Linked DNA regions of Mus musculus: region 2 is linked to region 1. The links are chromatin loops, found by intact Hi-C in ENCODE. Cell type or tissue: left cerebral cortex. All regions are shown on one strand. Each heading gives the region's core, and the rest is flanking DNA. Links, peaks and the distances in the headings are about the cores only.

What was found. Peaks named below come from ENCODE experiments on the same cell type or tissue, not always from the same donor. Only the 100,000 strongest peaks of a DNase experiment are listed, where the experiment ranks them.
Region 2: a loop joins it to region 1, with 2.8 times the contacts of the local background. A loop is called at or near these places in 3 of 42 quality-filtered maps.

The regions. Positions count from the first base shown.
Region 1 is chr15:68,713,320-68,716,132 of GRCm38, reverse strand. It overlaps the pseudogene Gm7859. Among named protein-coding and RNA genes, the nearest start is that of Gm49415, 41 kb to the left of the region's middle. In left cerebral cortex, for the core only: no CTCF peak of the experiment used is centred there; a DNase peak (open chromatin) is centred at 1,557; H3K27ac peaks cover 1,680 bases.
Region 2 is chr15:68,923,039-68,925,851 of GRCm38, reverse strand. No RefSeq gene overlaps it. Among named protein-coding and RNA genes, the nearest start is that of Khdrbs3, 4.0 kb to the left of the region's middle. In left cerebral cortex, for the core only: a CTCF peak has its summit at 1,567; DNase peaks (open chromatin) are centred at 309, 850, 1,544 and 2,221.

The DNA of each region.
Region 1 (2,813 bases), core at 35-2,534:
AAGATCTCTAGTGTTGGGGGTTATTTGTTGCTACAGGATACCCTAACCTTATCCTAACTATCACATAAACACAATGTTTATTAAGCGTCTATGAATGTCGGCTTTGCACCAGGCATTTAGGATAAATGATAACACAGTCACTTGTCTGTCTTGTTTTCATTTAGATAATAAATGAAGAAGCTCAGGAGCAAGCAGACAATTACTGCCCGGTGTGATAAATACTCAACAGCAATTTGCTCTGAAAGAGTAGAGCACAGCCTTACTATGGTCTGTGGTCAAGCAAGCTTTCTAGAAAAAGTAACATCTGAGCAATATCTGAAGAAATAATACTACTTCGGAGAGGAGGATGGCTGTTTTAAAAATGAAGTGATGGCGGCGGCCGAGCGGGCATGGGGAGCAGCGGTCGGTGTAGCCCGGCTGTGCAGGTGGTTCTGTCATGTAGCGACTCCACACACCTTTAAGAAACAACCTCTGCACCAATATGTACGGAGACCACTTTTCCCGCTGCGCGCATCCTTGTGTAACATGTTTATTCAAACACAAGACACCCCAAATCCCAACAGCTTAAAGTTTATACCAGGAAAGCGGGTTCTTGAGACGAGGACCATGGATTTCTCCACCCCTGCTGCAGCTTTCCGCTCCCCTCTGGCCAGGCAGTTATTCAGAATTGAAGGTGTGAAGAGCGTCTTCTTCGGCCCAGATTTCATCACAGTCACAAAGGAGAATGGAGAGTTAGACTGGAATTTACTGAAACCAGACATTCATGCCACAATTATGGACTTCTTTGCATCTGGCTTACCCCTAGTGACCGAGGAGACGCCTCCGCCTCCGGGAGAAGCAGGCTCTGAGGAAGATGACGGAGTCGTGGCAATGATTAAAGAACTGTTAGATACTAGAATACGGCCAACTGTGCAGGAGGATGGGGGCGACGTGATCTACAGGGCCTTTGAAGATGGCATTGTGCGGCTGAAGCTCCAGGGCTCCTGCCCCAGCTGCCCCAGCTCCATCATCACCCTGAAGAGCGGGATTCGAACATGCTGCAGTTTTATATTCCAGAAGTGGAAGGTGTAGAGCAGGTGATGGATGATGACGAATCAGATGAAAAAGAAGCAAATTCATCTTAAATAATCTGCATTTTCTTTGGCCACAACCATTGGACTTATCTTTACTGATCCTGTAATTATAGTCTCTGCTATGGAAGTTTATTAATAAAAGGTTTCCAAAAAAAAGTGATGTGCTATGTAGCATAATGGTATGCCTTATGCCATGGTCTGTCCTTAGTACCAGATGTCGTGTCTCATCTTAATTTTCCAGGGATTTTTTTCTTCAGTCTAGCTTCCACCTTACCTGAATTGTACCAAGTGCTGTCGTCCTCCCTGAAGACTCAGTGTCATCTTTAGAGACAGTACAAAACAGGTGTGAGTCATTCCATCTCGTGACTTAGAGAATGTGTCTAAGCTACTGAGTCACAGAGTTGCACAGGCACAGAACATTTGGATGAAAGACCAAAAAGAGAAGGAGGGAGAGAAAGAGAGAGGAAAAAAATTCTCTTCTTGGCACACAAGATATCTTGAAGCAAATTTATAGCAGGCTGTTAAATTCAAAGCCTCTGGCAAGTGCCATGAGGTAACACATGAGAAATTCAAATCCAGATTCCCAGTGGTAAAACTGAAAAGGAAATGTCAGGGCGCCTGTCCAAAGAGCCTCATCCACACTGCAGTTGCAACGAAAGTCAAAGTGACGGAGAGAGGAAACCTGCAGAGATGTCTGCAACAGTGCATTTTGTGCATTTTGGCCTCTGTGGGTCACCCCAAAGCTCCAGGAAGTATTTCTTACATTGAGATCCACTCCTAACCAAGGGACCACAGAGAAGAGGGCCAATCACCAGTTTCTTGATGGAGCCTGCTTAGAAACCTAGGGTTTCTTGGAGCAAAGGCCACAGGAGCTTTTTCCAGAAACCAGTGAGGTGACGTGTGACATTTTTCATTGAGAGATGGCCAGAGAAGGTACCTTGAAATTAATAATATAAGTTGTGGTGAGATGTCATTATTTAAAAAGTCAGAATTCTAGCAGTTAATAAAGGAAGGGAAGGAGACATCTTCCAAAATGCAGTTGCTTCTATCTGGTGTGGGGGACTTTCAGAGGCTTTTGTAAATGTAAGATGTCTGAAGTATCCAGGAATGTCAATGGTTCTGACAGATCCTGCAGTGACATCCAAAGCAGATCTTCTCACTTGCCCCTCTCCTCTCACCCCTTCCAGTCCCAGAGAGATAGAAATGGAAAAAGAAGTTGTCATTCATTAAACAGTTAAAACACAAGTCAGATATTGAGAAACCCACCACAGAGGTCCTACCTTTCCCCACCACAGGCTCTTGCAAACTTATCTATGCCCAAAAGAATGAAGAAGACTCACTATAAAATCACCCCATTTGGGCTAAGATCTTTGAGTGGGCACTGGAGTACTAAATCAAGACAATGGCTGGAACTTAAAATGGCTTAAAAAGCTATGAGTGAGTTTGCATTGTTTTTATTAGGGGCATGAAAAGGTGGACCTACTGCATAAATTTCAAAGAGGTGACTGGGGAAAGCAATAGAGGGTTGCTTTAATTGCTTTTTCAAGCTGTGCTTTTTTGACCTGCATTTTATGGATGCTATTTCATCACTTATAAGCAGCAAGGAGCAAAGATCTCTCAAAATTACTTCAGCATAAGAAATGTTAAGCGTGTATCAATTGTACACTATCCATTATCCTCCACTTAGGATGTGAAAGTCCTTTGTGTTTTCCTGATTTTAGCTGCCTTGAGTTGCTAGTG
Region 2 (2,813 bases), core at 54-2,553, 210 kb before region 1:
AGCAAAAGATGTCTTCTCCAATGGCACCTCTGGACAAGGGCACAAGGGCACTGTTGGCTTTACACAAGGCTTTACATCTCCTGTCCACACTCCATGGAGTCCCTCAGCTGGCATAAGGGAACATAACTACCTTTCCAAGTCATTGTCTTGACTCTCAGTCCCAGAGATGCAAGGAGTATCTCCCAAGCCACTGTTACCCATCATTCCAGGCTACCAGAAGGAGCACAGCCAAGTCTCTGCAACCCCAGAGGGATAGTTGTCATTTTATAATCTCCGCCGACTTCCAGGCCTTCTTTCCCAGGGAGAGACAGACCCTTGGCCTCTGACATCAGCTCCAGTGAATCACACACACTGCTGCTGTGCCTGACACCATCAGGGCATGCTCCAATCACAGCCAGTGTCTGTGAGCTAGTTTTCTTCTATATAAGGATTGCTACCCACATTACAAACTTCCCTTTGAATGTGTAAGAGATATGAGCCCTATGTTACATTCTCATGAGTGGAAAAGTTCAAATCTCATTCTGGCCCCCATATCCCTTACTTACTAGCTACCAATCTTTCCCCAGCAAGCATTATCTCTGAGCACCGGGAAAGGGTCAGTTAAGATTTATACCTCACTAACCTCCACATAGACACAGCATTAATGCTTTCTGACTCCTCCTTCTCTCTACACCAGTGTTATTTATGCTCTTGTTCATGCTCACCACACTGAGTCTTTGTCTTCTGTGTCCTTGGAGCCTTCTCAGCTCCTTAGCCCAGCGTCTGGTTGAGCAGTCAGGTCAATGCAAGCAGTCATGTATTCAGGGATCACTCCTTAAAAATAAATTCTCTAACATCACTGTTACTCCAATCTTCGAGACAGTGGCTTTGTTATGTAAGGGGGACACCAAAAGATGGCATAGCCTCACCTAGAAATCCATCATGAGCATGTTACAGCAAAAGACACCAAGAAGATCCACTCTGGGCTCTGACTCCAGTTTTTGCCATAGAAAACAGGTTACACAAGCTTAGACTGTGTGGCTGGAAGGGTAGAAAGCAACCCTGGAAGGAAAGGAGACACTTTGGAAGGCAGGAGTCACAATGTTCAGAGCACATCCACAGATCAGGAGTGACTCCACGAGGCCCCTACTCAATGCAGAAGACAGCCAGAAGGAAACTCAAACATCAAGTAAGTGTGACTAAGAAAGTTGAAACAGTCCAGACATTGGGAGGAGAATTAGATACATTTCCTCGAATACACGTGAACATAATATGTACACAAAGAGAAACACATATGCACATGATCATACATGCGTATATGTACACTCAGATAATCTATCATTTCTGTTCCACTCAGGCTACAAACAGGAGAATCATGTCCTCCAGCTTAATCACTCACATACCTAGAGACACCTAGCCTGTTGCTCTGTATTCACAGGCTTTCCGTGCAAGTCCTCGTTCAATCTGATGGATGGCAAGGCCAGGTCCTCTTGCATGTTTCTCTTTACTGCAGCAAAGCTACCCAGTCAACGCCTGTTCAGCAAAGATGATGCCACAGCTATTGCACACACACCCCCTCGTGGCCAAATTCGGAAGCACATTCCCTCAAAAGTTCGAACTGTGTGGCAGCCACTTGGGTTTTGGCCTCCACTGAAAGGAACTCCAAGGACTGACATGTCAGCCTAAGAAGGAAAATAATGAACATTCTAATGTGAAGGAAATGAAAGGGGAAGAAGGTAATGAAATGCAGGTAGGGGAAAGAAAACGAGAAAGTGGGAGAGAGCAGAACAAAAGAAAGTAAAAGAGTTATGCAAAGAAAAACAAGAGTAAGGAGCATCGGGGGAAGCCTTCCTGTGTTTAAAGGTAGGCATGCAAAGGAAGCAACAAAGGAACAAGAATTAACACTGTCCAGGGGCCTCAATGTGACAGCCAAGTGTGTGCAGAAAAGCCATCTGACCCCACCTACTGGCCATGGTAATTCCAAATCCTTTTGTCTCCATTTCTAAGCCTGGAAAGTGTAACAAGTAACAATTGTTCTCAGCCGGTGTGGTGGCGTAGGCCTTTAGTCCCAGCACTTGGGAGGCAGAGGCAGGCAGATTTCTGAATTGGAGGATTTCTGTAGTTCTAGTCTACAACGTGAGTTCCAGGACAGGATGGAAATTGCCATGCATTCTCTGATCTAGCCGTGGTGGAAATGGGTTTTGTTAGTTTCCTTGATGTGGGAGCTGCCCTGTATCCTTCACATACTGTTCTAAAAATGTGGCATGTGGTGGTGGAATGCACCAAGTTATCACCCACTCCGGCACTTTGTAAGATGCTACAGTTTGAAAAGCACAGCTGAAATGTAAAACATTATTGCCACGATAGTAAAAACATTCACATCCATCTCCTAGCCCACAGTTTCCTGTTAGGATGCATAAAGATACACACACAACAATTTTGTCTACATGGTGGGTTTTTTGGGGAGAGGAGGGCTCAGTAAACTGCATATTTTGAGTTTGGTAAAATAATCAGAAATAAAATATTTTTTGGCAGTATCAGACTCACACATGCACAGCAAGCTGGTCAGGTGATGACATTTTTAAAGTCCAGTACAGATAGATGACCAGTGTTGGGGGCTAGAGAGATGGCTCAGGAATTAAGAACACTTGCAGTTCTTGCAGGAGACCTGAAGTCTGTTGCAAGCACCCAAGTCAGGGGCCTATAAATGCTTATAACTCTAGTTTCAGTACATCTGAATCCCTCTTGTGACCTCCATGGGCACCTGCACTCATCTGAACATACCAACACAGAGATGTACATATATACAGGTAATCAAAATGAAAATAAACTAT